Linked DNA regions of Homo sapiens: region 2 is linked to region 1. Evidence: chromatin loops called from intact Hi-C (ENCODE). Cell type or tissue: B cell. All regions are shown on one strand. Each heading gives the region's core, and the rest is flanking DNA. Links, peaks and the distances in the headings are about the cores only. Region 1 overlaps COL19A1 (collagen type XIX alpha 1 chain). Region 2 has its middle 31 kb from the start of COL19A1.

Region 1 (8,352 bases), core at 72-8,071:
GTGTTACACAGAACTTTATACCTAGATTTTATTTTCTTGCAATCTCCAGTTTCCCCACAAAAGTTCTTTGTTTTCCTCCCACAGTAAGATATTTCCCAAAGGCCTTCCTGAGGAGTACTCAGTAGCTGCCATGTTTCGAGTACGAAGAAACGCCAAAAAGGAACGGTGGTTTCTGTGGCAGGTTTTAAACCAGCAGAATATTCCACAGGTAAAGTACCATTAGAGTTGTGCTCATTAGTTTTCCTTGTGTAATTAAGCCAGGTGAATTATTTGAACTGGTGCACAAATTTGCGAGTAGATCTAGTATCCAAATGTTCTATCCTTTAGAGGGATCATCAACAAGAAAATGCAAGTATTCTCGTAGTTAGGATGGCCTTGCTGAGATCCATAATATGAGAGTATAGTGGTAAACATAGTGTTAGTTTTTGTTTTTATTTTACTTCTAGGTCCATATTTTGTTTAAAGATGTAAAACTGCCTTCTCTTTACAACTGCTTCATTAACTAATTCTTTCTAAGTAACACATTCTTCATCTTCCTTCTGTCGTCTCTAATGTTATATATTATTTTTAAAGCAGTTTATCATTTCATTGGACAACTCTTGGTGAATAAAGAGTTGAGACTTAAATATTTATCCCATCAATAAAAATTTATGGAACACATACTATATACTAGGTAGTGACAAGAAAAGAGATCTGAAAAACAGAATTTGTATTATCAGGGAGCATAAGGCGTAAGGAGATGACATCTAGGAGAACAACATAATATAGCATAATTATGTTGAACAAGTGCAGTGGTAGAGTTAAGCTTAGTGTTGGGTGTGGACAATGGGAGCACCGAAAGGGCAGCTCATCGGAATTGGGGGATGGAGAGAGCAGGAATCTAGGAGAGCATATAGAAGAGATGGCGTTTGGGCTGCAAAGAAGGAATGCTGGCACTCCAGCGAGGGGAGAGGAACCTCAAAATTACTTGTTGGCACCATACATTAGTTTTTACTTGTGTACATATCCGTTGAAATGTTTTAAATCATCACTGATCTTTTAATCTGTTAATACAGCTACAATTTTATGATGAGTAGATCAACCAAGAGTATGTCCTCTATAAAATGTGTTTTCTCTGTACCTTGCAAAGTATCAATGGTGAAAGAATTGATCTTAGCTTCCCTACTTAGGGAAATGATCACATTCTTAGTCTTCTTAAATTGGTAACCTTAAATTCCTGTGTTACTAATACAGAGCAATAATTTATATATCTTATAAAATTTTATCTATAGTGTATATAAATTATGTATATATAAACTTATAAATGGTTTATATAAACATTTAAAATAACTACACACACACACACACACACACACACTCTTAGATGTTCTCTTAGGAAGGAGCATATTACATTCACCAGAATGCCCCATTTCTAAACCATTTTTGTAGTGGTGTTTGCTGTTCTTTTATTTTAACAAACCTGGTGGACACAAGTGTCATCTAAAATATTTTACTAAGTGCCTCAGTTATACTAATATGCATCTTGAGCTTTTCTTTGTGTGCTTTAATAATTTTGAACATTGATTTTTAAAACATTTAAAGATACTTTACATTTTTGCAGATTTCTATAGTAGTTGATGGTGGAAAGAAGGTGGTGGAATTTATGTTTCAAGCCACAGAGGGAGATGTGTTGAACTACATTTTTAGAAATCGAGAACTCCGTCCTTTGTTTGATCGTCAGTGGCACAAACTTGGCATTAGTATACAATCCCAGGTCATTTCACTTTATATGGATTGTAATTTAATTGCGAGGAGGCAGACTGATGAAAAGGACACTGTGGATTTCCATGGACGGACAGTTATTGCTACGCGAGCTTCAGATGGCAAGCCTGTGGATGTAAGTTGTGATGTTAGTTGTGAAAGAGAACTAAAATTTCTAAGTAAAAAAAAAATCTTATTAAAAACATTCTTCTTTTATTACTGTGTAATAGATTCCCTTCTCATCAATTTTATTAATTTAATTAATTTGCCGTCAGATGTGTGAAGAACAGCTATGTTATTTCCAATTGTATTTTCACATGTATTATTTTCACTCCATTTTATACCCATTTTCTCCAGCCTGGGAATTTAAAATAATTAGGTCATGCCTTAAAAAATTAGATTATTAAAAGTAAAAATTGAAAATATGATACAAAATATAAACTTGGTCTAAGTTCATATGTTTTAAATAGAAAGGGCTGGAAAAAGCTGAAGTTCAAATTAAATGGTTCCAGGTTATCTGCTATTTTCATTCAAGAACAATAGACTATTCATCCTTACAATAGCAATTACTTTGTATTGCAGACTATTTTTTATAAGCGTATAATGGTTTTTCAGGGTTCTATTGTACAGAAAAATTCACTAAATGTATTAGTAGGTCATTTGAAAGAGAAAAATTGCCTAGTAAAACCCTTTTGGATAAAAAGTTACTTTAAATATTACATTTGAAGCTAACATGATATAGATTTATTATTGATTTCCCTAGAGAACAAGGTCTGTAATCTTAAAAAAGTTAGATATATCTAAATTTGATGGCTGCACGTTTTCTTAGTTTATTATGTATAAACAGTTTATAGTTTATTTCTTAGAGTTTTTGCAAGAATGAGATCCAGTCTTGGACCTCAATCTAAGAAGATTGAGTGTTCTATGTCCTGTGTCTCATTAACTTCTCACCCAAGGATAGAATTGATCCCGGGCTAGGCGCAGTGGCTCATGCCTGTAATCCCAGCACTTTGGGAGGCCGAGGTGGGCAGATGACGAGGTCAGGAGATCGAGACCATCCTGGCTAACATGGTGAAACCCTGTCTCTACTAAAAATACAAAAAATTAGCCAGATGTGGTGGCACACGCCTGTAATCCCAGCTACTCGGGAGGCTGAGGCAGGAGGGGGAGGTTACAATGAGCCAAGATCATGCCACTGCACTCCAGCTTGAGCGACAGAGCAAGACTTTGTCTCAAAAAACAAAAAACAAACAAACAAACAAAAGAATTGATCCCACAATTTGAGGCTAAAGAATATCACGTGAATCCTTATAAAAAGGATATAGGTAAAAACCGTGGTATTACAGTGGTTTCATAATTTCATGTGGATTCTTGGTTCATTTGAGGATAAACTTGAAGGCATGTCACAATGATGCAATATTTTTGGAGATAGTCACTGTTTGAGTTAAACAAACAAAATACATATTTTTATAAAAGATTCTTGGTTCTACTGAAACTTTGAATGGATTAATTTTTCATCATCTCTGTACAAGCTCTGTGATTCATAAGATCTGTTATGGTGTGAAAATGTGTTTATTTGGGCTGTGTGTTATTGAAAAAAATTATCATGATTTAGTTTTATTTCACCTATCCCACCTGTGTATTTTTGTGAGAAAGTGACAAAACTGATATGAAGATTTTTTTTTAAATCAACTCAGCATTTTGACAAGCATCAGTACAGATTTAGCCTTAAGCATTCTCCTTCTAAAGCACTATATCAGTGAAGCATTCTAAAGTAATGAATGAATAAACAAAGCATAAACTATTCTGACTGTCATTTCAATGTCATGGAACTCAATCAGGTTGTAATCCTTTGAAAATTGATCATCTATCTTTAGTTAAGTAAAACAATTCATAAGCAGGACCTGGTACAATGGATGGTACATAATAGGATTTCAATATTTATTGACTATTTTGATAACAGTGATAATAAAAAAGTTTAGTTAAGAACAATATTAATTAACTAGAGTTCTCATTCTTCATTCTAAATAATTCATATGTTACTGCTGGTATTTCATTATACTATGTAAGACGGTGTATTTAAATTTTATAAATAAAAATTAACCTTAATAACCTTGCAAAAAGTTACAGAACATAAATCATTACATTTCATTTAGTCTCATGATTTTGCATTTTCTGCAAATCTTAGGCTGCTCATGAATCTGTAAGATGTCTGGAGTTGTTAACGCATTCTATGAACTGCATTGATTTTGTTCATCTGAGGCGAAAAGTAAAAGTTATAGATTTTTCCCCCCTTTTTGCTTTTAAAGTTGGAGTAGAGATTCACCTCTAATCACAAATGCCTGCTTTCTATTATTATAAGATTAATTATTATAAGATTAGAGTTGGGTCTTTCTGTATAAAGTACTTATTGACCTCAAAATAATGCATTATTTAATACATTTCAGTGCTTAAAGAATTCAAACAGCCTATTTAAGAATTTATTATATTGCTATTTTATCAATAATCAGTACTATTTACTTTTTCTTAGGTGTTGATTTCATCTTGCATTTAAAGGCATGATTTTACTTTCCTTGAACTACAGTTAATTTCATGTCCAAATGCCAAAAAAAGAGAAATCTGCTAAGCAAATAGAAGGAATCAATTATTTTTGTAAAAAGGTTGTTAGCCCTGCTTAGATTATACCAATATAATATAAAATCAATAGGTTTTAGGCAGAATTCGTGAAATATAGATAAAAAATTTTTTTTCCTTGTTGGTAAGTGAACACCTATTTCAGTGCCTCAAATAGGAGTCTGGAAGTACAAATAAAGCCTTTCTCATCATGTGCTCATATCTTTGATTTTACCTTTTCTCCAATTTTTTTTTTATTTTGAAATGGCCTCATTTTGTGGGCATTCTTTACTGTAGTGTAAAACAATAGCTTTTTTAAAATTAAGTACTTCTATTTTATTGTTTGAAACAGCTAGCCAAGGTTTGCAATTGCTTTCATTACCTGATTTCCTTTATCTATAGATCCATCTCTATATCCAACTCTATGTCTCTCAAGTAGTCCACAAAACAATGAATCCTACATTTAATAAAAACATTAAAATATCCACCAGTAATTTATTTATATTAGCTTCCTTTTTCTTTCTGATTAAATTACTGTAGTTCTTAACTGCCTGAATGTGATTCCAAAAAACTAAAGATGTTTCTTATTACTAATTTTTTCATAGATTGAACTTCACCAACTTAAAATCTACTGCAGTGCAAACCTCATAGCTCAAGAAACATGTTGTGAAATATCAGATACTAAGGTAAGTTAATTTTCTTTGCATATGAAGAATGAAGAACGCCAATTATCTTTTAGTGGCATAGTTTGTAGAGTCCAAATGTAGGGTAGCACTGAGTGTGTTCTGTTGAAGCCAGGTGGGTAATTTATTCCTAGTAAGGAAGCATTCATAGTGCTTTCTCATGGTTACTTTCAACAGTTTTAATCCCAGCATTTCACCCTTAATTTTGAGGGTAATATATACTCACTTTGAACTCAGTATAACTTAAAGTTATGCCTTTCTTCCTAAACTATGTTCTGACAGCAGCATCATTTCCAGTTACAGAAGTTTTAAATCTGTGATCATACTTTATTCTCACTCATTTTCCTTTTCTACCCTGTCACCCATCCTGGCTAGCTTTCCTTTGACATAGACTTTTCATCCTTATCTTCCATTTTCCTGTTACTGCCAAAGTGTACATTTACCTCGTGTCTGGGATATCAATCATTATTGGATCAACTGCCTTCCCTATGTCCTGCCCCTTTGCTTTGCAGCATAACCAGAATAAGTCTGAGTCACTGCTTTGTATATTCATTCACTCTCTTCCAGCAAACACTTTATTCAGAAACACTGACCTTCTAAACACTGTGCTAAGGAACAGGGCTAACAAACATGATTAAGGCACATTCCCTGCCCTCTCTTCATGTCTTTCTCTTAAGTGACTCCTGTTGGAAGTGAAATATAAATGCAGTTTCTCAGCCTCTCATTCTAAATATTCCCAACCTAACCATACAACTGTTACTTACTTATACCAATCTTTCATTACAAGAAAAATACTAAATTCAATACTTTCTGTATCTCTCAGTGTAATGGCCGTGTGTGCTATCTTATATTACTAGGTGTAACTATATTTGTTTTTAAATTGATTTAAGTACAATTCAGACTCAGTAAGGGAAGTTTTACCTTGATAAACTTTTTTATTCCTAATGCTTCATTTGGAAAAAGTAGACAATCATTGTTTGATTTATTGACTTACCAATTACTAAAAAAGATAAATGGGACAGAAAGATATTCAAAGGGGACTGGTTCTAAAAAAAAGTACAGAAAGAGCATATGAAAAGTGCAAGTAAAAGGTGAAAATGTCTTTTCTTTGGATCTTAGATTTCATAAATGTTCTATACTTGCCATAGAAAATTATATGAAAATTTTATCAACAATTTATGATTCAAAAATATTTTTGACTTTTGTAGCTCACTTTGGGTAGTGAAATAAGAATGTGACCAAAGCATAGCTTAAAGCATAGCTTTAGTGACTTAAAGCATAGCTAAGTCTTTCAAGTATTATATGTTTTGCTTTTGTAACTTGGCTTTATAAAGCATATCTCCAATCCACTTCATGTATCTCATTCCAAGTAAAATGCCAGCCAGCCAAATATCTTTCTATAAATATCTGAAAAGATAATTTAGAATGCCAATCTACAGACTTGAAATACCTAGACTTCCTGGAGCTACACATTTAAATCTTAAAGATGTTAATTCCCCCAAAATTTTGTTTTTAATTATGCTTTTTTGATGTCAGAGTTTTTAAAGTAATAACTTTCTCTGGTTGTAAAGTAATATAATGATATTTTGATATATCTGAATATTATATAATTAGCCAGTAATCACTGCCCTTTATCATTATATTAATGTAATAGAAACTTTCCACCTGATTTATGAGGAAATTGTTTAAGAAGTATAGGTGATGAATTGGGTGGAATGGTTGGTAATTCAAAGCAGTGACATGATCTCACACATTATGAACAAAAGATTTTTAAATCATATTTTGAAAAGATTATTTGGGAGTTAGTTTTAAAGAATAGAACACAAGGTAGGAATTTATCTCTGACTATGGAAAAAATAAGGAAAGACTGTATTTTTGCTGACAATTATTTGGAGGGGATATCACCATTCATTTAATGACTAACAAAAAATAGAAACATACTACATTTTATGAATAGGAATGTACAGTTGGAAGGATAAATAATTATATAAAAGCCATTTAAATGCATCTGCTCTACTTCCAATACGAATTGTATTTATTTTCTTTTTTGTTGCAAAATGTTTTGAACTCAGAAATTTTTAATGTAGTTGCTTAAATATCTAATTTTGTCCTGGAATTTCAAATCACACATGTTTTCTGGTTGTCAATATTTTATAAAGCATTTCAAAGGCAACATTTTTTAAAGATCACCTATAAAGATGCTTCTTTGTTTCTATTGGATTTTCAGTTTCTAAAGTAGTTAAGTTTCATGACTCTAGATATAAAAAGAATGAAGAACAAATATTAAGAGAAGGATGAAATCAGTAACATTTGTTGAAAATAAATGAGAAATGTGGTTAAATTTTTAAGGGCTAATACTGAATATGTGTCAAATCAAAACCAGAGGTTTTACGAGGAGAAGAGTCCTTACTTGTATGTTTGGTGTTGCCTCTAGGCACTTTTTGTGGAGTGTGGACAGGTTTATGGTGAAGCCTGAGACATACTTTTAAAGTTATTTAAATCCTCAATTTAATATAGTGACTCAGTTATCCAGAGCAGAATTGTGAATTCTAAGTGGGTCTTGGTTATCTGACTGGAAAGCCATGAGGTAAGAACTGGCTGAAACATCATATCAAATCAAATGAGATGAATGAACTGTTTTGGTAATAACCTTGTTCCATTCAAATATACAATAGTTTTTAGACTTTCAAATTTGGGAACTTGTTAGGATAAATAATCCTGAAATCTGGAGAGAGTAGATTTGAAAGAACTAGTGGTGGATACAGTAAACTAGTTGCTGTATTTCTGGGTGTTGGTTTTGTTACAGTTTTTATTGTAATTATCAAAGAATTCAACTACTACCAAGTTTTTTTTTTTATTTCTTATTTCCAACTTTTATTTTAAGTTCAGGGGTACATTTGCAGGATGTGCAGGTTTGTTACATAGGTAAACGTGTGCCATGATGGTTTCCTGCACAGATCATCAAAATGAATTTTTGTTACAAAACTTATCTATGTTTACTGGAAAATATAGCCAAATCCATAAAAGAAAATAAATATCAATCATGATTTCAACCACAGTAGAAAACCACAGATAATATTTTAGTTTTGTATCCTGAAAATACTTTACCATGCATTTATAATTTGTGGTATACAAAGTAATGTATTAACTCTCTCCTAGTGCTTTCTCTTCGTGAAATTGCAAATTCAGAGTGGAAAACTATGGTGAGAAGTCTGGTACATGATGTTGAGAAAAAACAATGTGTTTATCCTCCTCAGATTCTCCATTTGGGTTAATTTTTTAAAAAATGTTCGTTGCTTTGTAACCAAATTGCACT
Region 2 (8,352 bases), core at 85-8,084, 96 kb before region 1:
CTTTAGCCCGTACTAGTGCTCCATCGGGCACCCATGCCACTGTAAATTTTCTTGAGAGCAATATATGTCCAGGAAACAAAATCATACAAATGCATAAATTTGCCCCATAAATGTAGGACAGAGAGATCCTTAGCTATCCTCCCTCACCTTGTCATTCTCTTTATGTATGAGTGGTACCATTAGAAATAACTACCCTTTCCCAAGAATTAAGTCTCTCAATTCTTCAAGCCCTTCAAACTACTCCTGGGGATTGGCCACTTATTTCCCCAAAGCCTTGTATTCAGTGGGTATTTCGTCCTAGATGATTTAGTAAATAATTTGATGCTGTGATTTCTGAAGTCCTATCAATTAATATAAACAGGATTTTCACTGTTTTCCATTCCACCCGGGCACATATTAGACCCTTTGCTTCCCTCCTTTGTCATGATAGACTGTGGTCTGCAACCATGTCTCTTCATTTGCTCTATCATTCGGCCAACGAACTAACCCTGCTTGATTTAAGCAGAAAATGGATTTGTTAAACAGGTATTGGGGAACTCACACAACTTAAAGGCTATGCAGCAAGAAACAATGATTAAATCACACCGTAAATGTAGTCTGGTGAAAACACAATTGCCACCTGTGCTGTGCACTTAGCTGGGAAAGAGACTATTTCATATTTTCAACTTTAATGGTGGGAGGCAAGTTCTGCCTCATGTGGTGGGAATTCTACAAACATGGAAAAGAAACTGTTGTGTTAGGTGACCATAAGGTGCACTACACTGTGGCAGACAAAACAAAAAAAAGAAAGAAAAACCCAAACTCCTTGATTTGGTCTGCATTTTTTAATAGTGGATATTAGTAGATATATTAATTTTGAATGACTTATATCCTATCTAATAATTAGCAAAAACCTCCATGTGTCACATAAATTTATAACAGAACAAAATGACAAATCATGGACTCTTGTTTTAAAACTGTAGAGGATTGGATCAAAAGTATCATAGGGATGATATGAGGATTTTCAATTTTTCAACATTTCTATACTCAATGGTTCCAGAATTTACACCACTGAACATTCCAATAGATGTCCAGTGGTTCCAGAATTTATAAAGAGGAGTATAAACCAATGAGAAATTAAATTTCACTTGATAGATTTAATCATTTCCATTAGCTTTATTTAGGTTTATTGTTCAGGTTTCATTGAATTTATTTTCATGGAAAATGTAAATATAAAAGGGAAAATGTTTGGATAGACTACTACAGTTCTGTGTTGTGCTGCCTATTCTAGTTTAAAGGATAAATAGAAATCAATGAGAAGTGTGCTACATCTATGGGGTTGTCATGTTTCTCAAGAGACATGAAATGACATATCTCATCCTGCTATGCCAGCATTCTACACATTCTGTCAGCTATGACTTGCTACTGAGATTGGCCTCTGCACCTCTTTCAACTCTGTGCTTTAGCTGATTCTTTCTGCCTGCTTTCAATTTTTTGCTCTTGTCACTGTCTGGTCACTCTCTAATAGCAAATCAACATTGATAGACAAGATTCCATGTAATTCAAGACTTGGATTGTTTCTATCATTATAAAATGCACATTTAACATGGAACACTTTTGTAGTTTCAAGATATCATTGGTAATTCATTAACATTTTTACTAATAGAAAGTTGCTTTTCCCAGAGAAATTTAGAATTAGAGACAAATTCCCTCTAGCAATAACCAGAGACAAAACCAACTTAAGAAAAACAAGACAAAAAAAGAGAAGTTCCTTGGCCAGGCAAGGTGGATCACGCCTGTAATCCCAACACTTTGGGAGGCCTAGGCAGGTGGATCGCTTGAGCACAGGAGTTCAAGACCAGCCTGGGAAACATAGTGAGACCTTGTCTTTATTTTTTTTAATTTAAAAAATTATATAAAAAAAGAGTAGTTCCCAAAACATAGTATAATTGGCCCTCTGTATTCATGGGATCCATGTCCTTGGAATTAACCAATGATGGATCAAAATATTTGCATCTGTACTGAACTTATACTGACTTTTTTTCTTGCCATTATTCCCTAAGGAACACAGTCTAACAACTACTCACATAGCATTTACACTGTATCAGCTATTATAAGTAATCTATGGGAGATTTAAAGTATACAGGAGAATGTGCATAAGCGATATGCAAATAGTAGCCCATTTTATTTCAGGGACTTGAGCGTCCTCAGATTTTGGTATCTGAGGGAGGCCCTGGAACTAATCTCCCATAGATACCAAGGGATGATTGTACCTGTTTTAGGATTCTTTCTCATCAGATATTGTAAGCTTATTCATCATGATCTCAAGAGAAACAACTTTAGATGATTGATCAAAGTTCCATGTGTTTGTGCATTTGTTTCTCTATCAATGTGGCCTAATTGTCTTATCTACCAACTGCTGCAGTAATTCCATAAAGATTCGATCCCCCTCAACTTTTATTTGCTTTTCTCTTTAACTTTTGTATTTCTAATGATTCTAAGAAATTTGCCCTTTTGGAGTATTCACCGCACAGGAGCACTATAGTTCATATATTAGTTTTGAATTTTTTATCTAGATGAGTAAAAATAAAAAAGTAGAAACCTTTAGGCAGTTATATATTCAGAGACTGTTTCTGTATTGTAGAAAACCATAAGATAAGAGCAATTTTGTTTTGGAGAAAAGAATATATATTTACAAATTAATTACCTTTTTAAAAAAACATATTAGGTAACTTTGCAAAGTAAGATATATATGCTCCTATTTGTAAATTGGTTAACAAATAGCTTAAATCCTTGACATTTCAAATGTTTGCATTGAGTCCCAAAAACCAATTTGAAAATAAAAAGCATAATTAAATCTGCCAATTTTATTCAAATGTCCAAAACATTCTAGTTGAATTTTGACAGAGGTGATCATTCCACATTTTGTACCTTACTAAAACTCAGAGTTGTCTTATCTGGAAAGCCAGTGATTTGACAATTTTCCTCTTGCTCCCCTAAATTTGCTTTCTTATTGTCTGATAGGTGCACTTTTTACCCAGAAGTGGCTCAGTAATGCTTGCTTTGGATTACAGTCCTAAGCAATATTTTTGAAAAGATTGGAAATAAAATTTCTATAGAAACTAACAATATGATACAATGTTGAAAGGTTGGAACTGGACTAAGGGGATTATTTAAGAACAACTGATAAATGTGTTGAATCCTCTTCAGAACAGTGTATGGTTGGGTCAGTTGGGATGAGACTAATTCTTCAGGGTGTTGTAGAAGTGGCTATACTGAAGGATGCTTTATTTTGCCCTTCATCAGGTTCAGTATTGCCTAATTATGTTTTAGCTCTTGAGAAGTGTCAAATGGCCTGAATACTAAGACTTCGCTGCTCCCAGTAGCCACTGAATCCTGGCATTGGGTAGTTAAATATTTTCCTAGAGTAATAAACACATTTTCAACTACACGGCAAGAAGAAAAAAATAAACCAGAAGTTTAATTAAGTATAGGTAGAACAATTAAGGAATAGAAAAATATAGGTTAAAGCACTTAAAGTGGCCTCTTACATAAAGCTTGTTGATAATAGGTGATATATTAAACAGTGTTTTGAGATACTACTGTCCTACATAAATTTAAAGTATTATAATTTTGAAGCATTGATGACATTTTTCAATGTGAAACTTCCAAAGATTTTTGTCAGAATAATCAAAAGTGATTACTCTTTTTGTAGCTAATAAATATTTTTAAAGGTTATGTAGGAATATAACATGAATACTATGGTGAGTTGTCAAGCATGAAGGATGTCTTTTTATGAACAAAATTCCAGTTAACTAAATCAATCTGTGTTCTCATTCTTTTAAAAACCCTTGTAAAATTTTATTTCCTTTCTTTTAATTATTTCTAAATAGTTACACATGCACAATAAACTCAACTGGAGGAATATTTAAATTGACCAAAAAGGGCAGTACAAATGATTAGCTGAAATGTATAATGTAATCTTTAAGCCGTGAAAAAATGCAGATAGCAAAAACATTTTGTTTTAAAATATTTTCCATTCAATACTAAAAGATACTTTTGGTATTAAAACTGTTAACTGGAATCTTGTTCTTTTTATAAAATACTGATTTTATTAAAATTAGATTGTTTCTAAAATACACTGGAGTTCATTATACACCAAGATTACACTTACTGCGAATTTATGCTGCTGATTCATAAGCACCAGAGAACGAAGTTCATAATGAAACCACTGACATCATTGTGTTTAAATGTACATAAACCTTTGCTATTATGATCTGTTTTATATTTCATATTTACCTATGAATGATTTATTTTCCATAAGAAACTCTAATATGGCAAATGAACAACAGCTGTTGCAAAGCGTGCTTATTTTCTGAGGGAATGGGGGAAGAAACAGCCAATTTAGAACTTTAACCAATAAACTAAAAACACTAAAAAGTAAGTTTTCCTTCCCCCTGCTGGGAATTAACTTTACGTACCATTGAGAATCAGAAGACTTGGTTGCAGTTCTAGAGGCCAAAACTAGATGGTGCTCTACAGTTGTCAGTACTTCAAGTCAATTCCAGACGTTTAGAGTAATGGAATTTAAGGGCTTTATTAAGGATGTATTTCATGAGTTTCATATTTGATTCTTCTTCTTTCTTCTTCCACAGACTTTCTTAGGGGATAAGAAAGTGGATAACATTCAGAATTAGCATGGCTCTAAGTGCTTTACAAGCATATTTTTCTCTTTTGATTGCCTTAGTTATTTCCTGCCCCACTTCTCAGCCCTTATCCATCACTTGTAAAATTATGAGACATACCAGTATCAGATGAAGAAATAAAGCCTAGAGTAATAGTTAAGGGAAATATTTCGTGTTATGCAAGTCAAACTCTTGGCCAGAATTAACATTCAGGTCTTTGCTTTATCAAGACTAGCTACCTTACCTAACAAGGCGAGAAAGTACAGGCAGTAAGACTAAATTCTTTTTGGGGAAGGAGAAGAGCCAGTAGTAACACATGGTTGTTGTTTCTTCCATCTTCATAGCAGTTTTTGCTCCCTTTCCTGAATATTCTCATTGTTCCCTGTCCACCCTTCTGAGGATATGTTGATAGAAGAGCAGAAAAAAAGAATAGGAAGGGGGATAAAATGTTCACAAACAAGCATACTCCACATGCCAGGCACTGATTTAAACATTTTACATATGTTTTCATATTTATCTTTTGAAGAAATCTAAGAAGGCATAAGTGAATGACCTCCCTTTTACATATGAGGAGTTTGGCACTCAGATTAGTAACTCCTCAAAGTCAGTAAGTAAGTGCCATTCTAAGGATTTGGCCATAAGTTTGTCTAATTCTAGAACCAATCGGGTTTTCTACAACTACAATTGTGACATTAAAAAAAGAAAACCCAAAATTGGTTATAGTCTCTTTCCTAGTGCCTGTTTACATTGAGCATGGCATGATTCTAGGTTTATACTGTTCAATGTACTGTCCTATGTATTATCTCATTTAATCTAATAGCCAACTCTATCACACTATGAATAAAAGTGAAATTTCCAAACTTAACTCTCTAATCAGTGGCAGTGCCTAGTTAACAGCCTAAGTATTTTCATAATAAATTTTAGTTTTACAGTAGAACTTAAGCACATGAAAATGATCAACTTGTACATTTTTACTATTTGCTTTATTTCTTATAATTGATATAAATGATCTTAATTTACAATTTTCCTAGTCACTAAGGGATCAACAATATGTATTAATACCATAATTTCTCAAAAATACAAATAAAAACTCTTCCAATTAAATTTTTAACAATTGTCTATGTTTACATTCATTATACCATATATACTGTGAAGAATATAAACAAATAGAAGATGATTTTTTCCGTCAAGTTTTTAATAAATGACTGGGTAAGACATATATGAAGATTCATTCATTAAACACTTAATTACTGACTACTGTGCAAAACCATCCTTGACACTGCAGGAGCCAGAAGGACAACCAAGTCAGAGCCCCTGACCAAAAGGACTGATGAACAAGGACGTGCCCAGGTACTGCCACACCCAGTCATGGATTCCTTTGTCTAGACACAATCTTGGAGAAACCACTTGCCATTTGAGGGAAATGCCATTGAATTTAGGATAAGACCTTCATTTCCTGTTCGGTATATTCAAAACCCATATCAGAAGAGGAACTCTTAAAATTGCCCCATCACCAGATGTAAAGCCAAGTTTCTTCCTTCCTCAACCTTCCACCTACTTTTGCCTCGTTTGTCATGATTGCCATGTATTTGGAGACTTGAAGAAAGTGTTTATGTAAGTGTAATTCATTGTTGATTGTGTTGCATGGCTTAAAGTCTTTAGTTTCTCCATTGATTTCTGAATATTATCCACTTTCTGATTGATAATTCAGAACCTTAGCAGCTGACCCCCATGTGACCTTTATTTTGCTCAGTGAGACCATTTTCTAATGGCTAATTATTAGGATGGTCTTATTCCTAACCAATTTGTCTTTTCCACTTCTCCAATTCGTTCCACTAAAATTATTTTTACAGTTGACATTTTATAGTATTTCATTAGCTTTTCTGAACCTTTGATTACAATACTATCACATAAACTGAGAATGATGTTCATACTGAAAAGAAAAGCTATTGTTAACATGTAACTTTTGTCAGAAGTGTAATTTTTAACATTGTCATTTTCCATGGTAAGTACAGGAGCCTTGATGGGTTAAGGATCAGTTTTACTTTCCTTTATTACAGAACAAATCTGGAATGTACTCCCAGAGTCAGAAAGTCAGTGAACATTGGTGTCTAAGTAAGTTAGTATTATATATATACAGTTGACTTCTGGCGCCAAAACTTCTTAGCCGTCTAGGTCAACTTTTATTCCTTGTACATTACAAATAACTGCGACACATTTTATCCCATTAAGTCTTCATGACACCCTTGTGAAATTTCTTTTTGATTTTTTTAAATCTCCAAATTATCCAAGAAGAAAGAAGGCGTTAAATAAATGAAGGGATTTTCCCAGGGCACACAGCTATAAGACACATGGAACTGAGATTTCAAAATTAGATCTAACTCTAAATAGAGTACTAACAGCTCCTAGTTATTTAGCACCTACTATGTTCCAGGCATGGCTCCACGTACTTTATAAGCATTAACTCAAATCTCACAACAACCCTTTTATGGAGGGAATATTTTTGTCCCCACTTTACATATGAGTAAACTGAGGCATCAAGAGGTTAAGTAACTTCTCAAACTTCCACAGTTAGTAAGAGGCAGAACCTGGCTTCAAACTCAGGCTGACCTCTGTTTTGCTAACTCTTTGTATACTACCTGATAGGTTTAATAACCACTTTGGCATCTCATAGAGGTGTTGTTAGAATTTAATGGCATAAAATGTACCATGGCTGTTTGTAAGGAATAAACATTTATCAGACTATGTGAAAAAAAATTTGAGGTCAGAAATGAAATACATGTACATTTTATTGATGATGCACATTCCACCCAGATAAAGAATATAAGACTATAATCAGGAGACAGCATCAGAGAATATGTGTTGTGAACAGCTTTTCCTTCATTTACCATTTTTTCTTCAGAATTTCTTTGAGATGGTTAAGGAATCTAGATCAGAAATTTTAAGGGCAGGAAACACAAATATTGGAGGTCACAGGTCTAGTTCATATTATTATTAATCTACTCTAATTCTGCTCCTATTTTTGTTTTTAAATTATTGCCTTCTCATAAAGACTGGTTTAAATTGCCTTCTTGGAAATTCAGGAGCTTACAAAAAAATTTTTTTTAAAAGAACGAAAATATCTCTTCCATTCAGACTCCACAAATACTGAAATTTCACCACGGGATTAATCTTTTTTCCCTTATTTTAGATGTTTTTTACATCACTTCCGCTTGTGTGCCATTGCAACTTTGACTACTTCTGCATCAAGCTTTTTAGGACATTTGGTTCTGATCAACTCCCTTTCTGATTTCCTAGCTCTGTCTTACAGTGGAAAACTCATTTATTTTTGCCCTGGGTAAACAACTTATGCTCATTTATAACTCAAAGCTACCTGGGCAATTGGGTGATTATTCAGTGATCTGAATATAAACAACCAAAGTAGATAAAGGCTGGAATAACTTAAAAAATTAAACTTTTTTAATTACCCAGTCTTTCCAGGTAATTGTCTCACTTCAGCACTTTAATTTCTCTGTAGATCAAACTTAAGGGCTGTTAATAAATGACCTTAAAGAAAGCATCCTTTTTCTCATTATATTTTTGTAATAGTCTATGCTATGCTTTGTCTGTATATAACCTGCCTACACCGATGTTACTTGGCTATTGTGTTTTATGACATGGTGCTTTTAAGCCAAGTCTACCAACTCTC

What was found. Peaks named below come from ENCODE experiments on the same cell type or tissue, not always from the same donor. Only the 100,000 strongest peaks of a DNase experiment are listed, where the experiment ranks them.
Region 2: it touches region 1 in a loop (2.2-fold over the local background); 3 of 110 quality-filtered maps call a loop at or near these places.

Annotation. Positions count from the first base shown.
Region 1 is chr6:69,927,825-69,936,176 of GRCh38, forward strand. COL19A1 (collagen type XIX alpha 1 chain) reads left to right here. Exons shown (of 51, transcript NM_001858.6): 5 at 85-208; 6 at 1,601-1,876; 7 at 4,959-5,039. Among named protein-coding and RNA genes, the nearest start is that of COL19A1, 65 kb to the left of the region's middle. In B cell, for the core only: no CTCF peak of the experiment used is centred there; no DNase peak of the experiment used is centred there; H3K27ac peaks cover 2,201 bases.
Region 2 is chr6:69,831,397-69,839,748 of GRCh38, forward strand. No RefSeq gene overlaps it. Among named protein-coding and RNA genes, the nearest start is that of COL19A1, 31 kb to the right of the region's middle. In B cell, for the core only: CTCF peaks have their summits at 4,506 and 4,707; a DNase peak (open chromatin) is centred at 4,505; H3K27ac peaks cover 798 bases.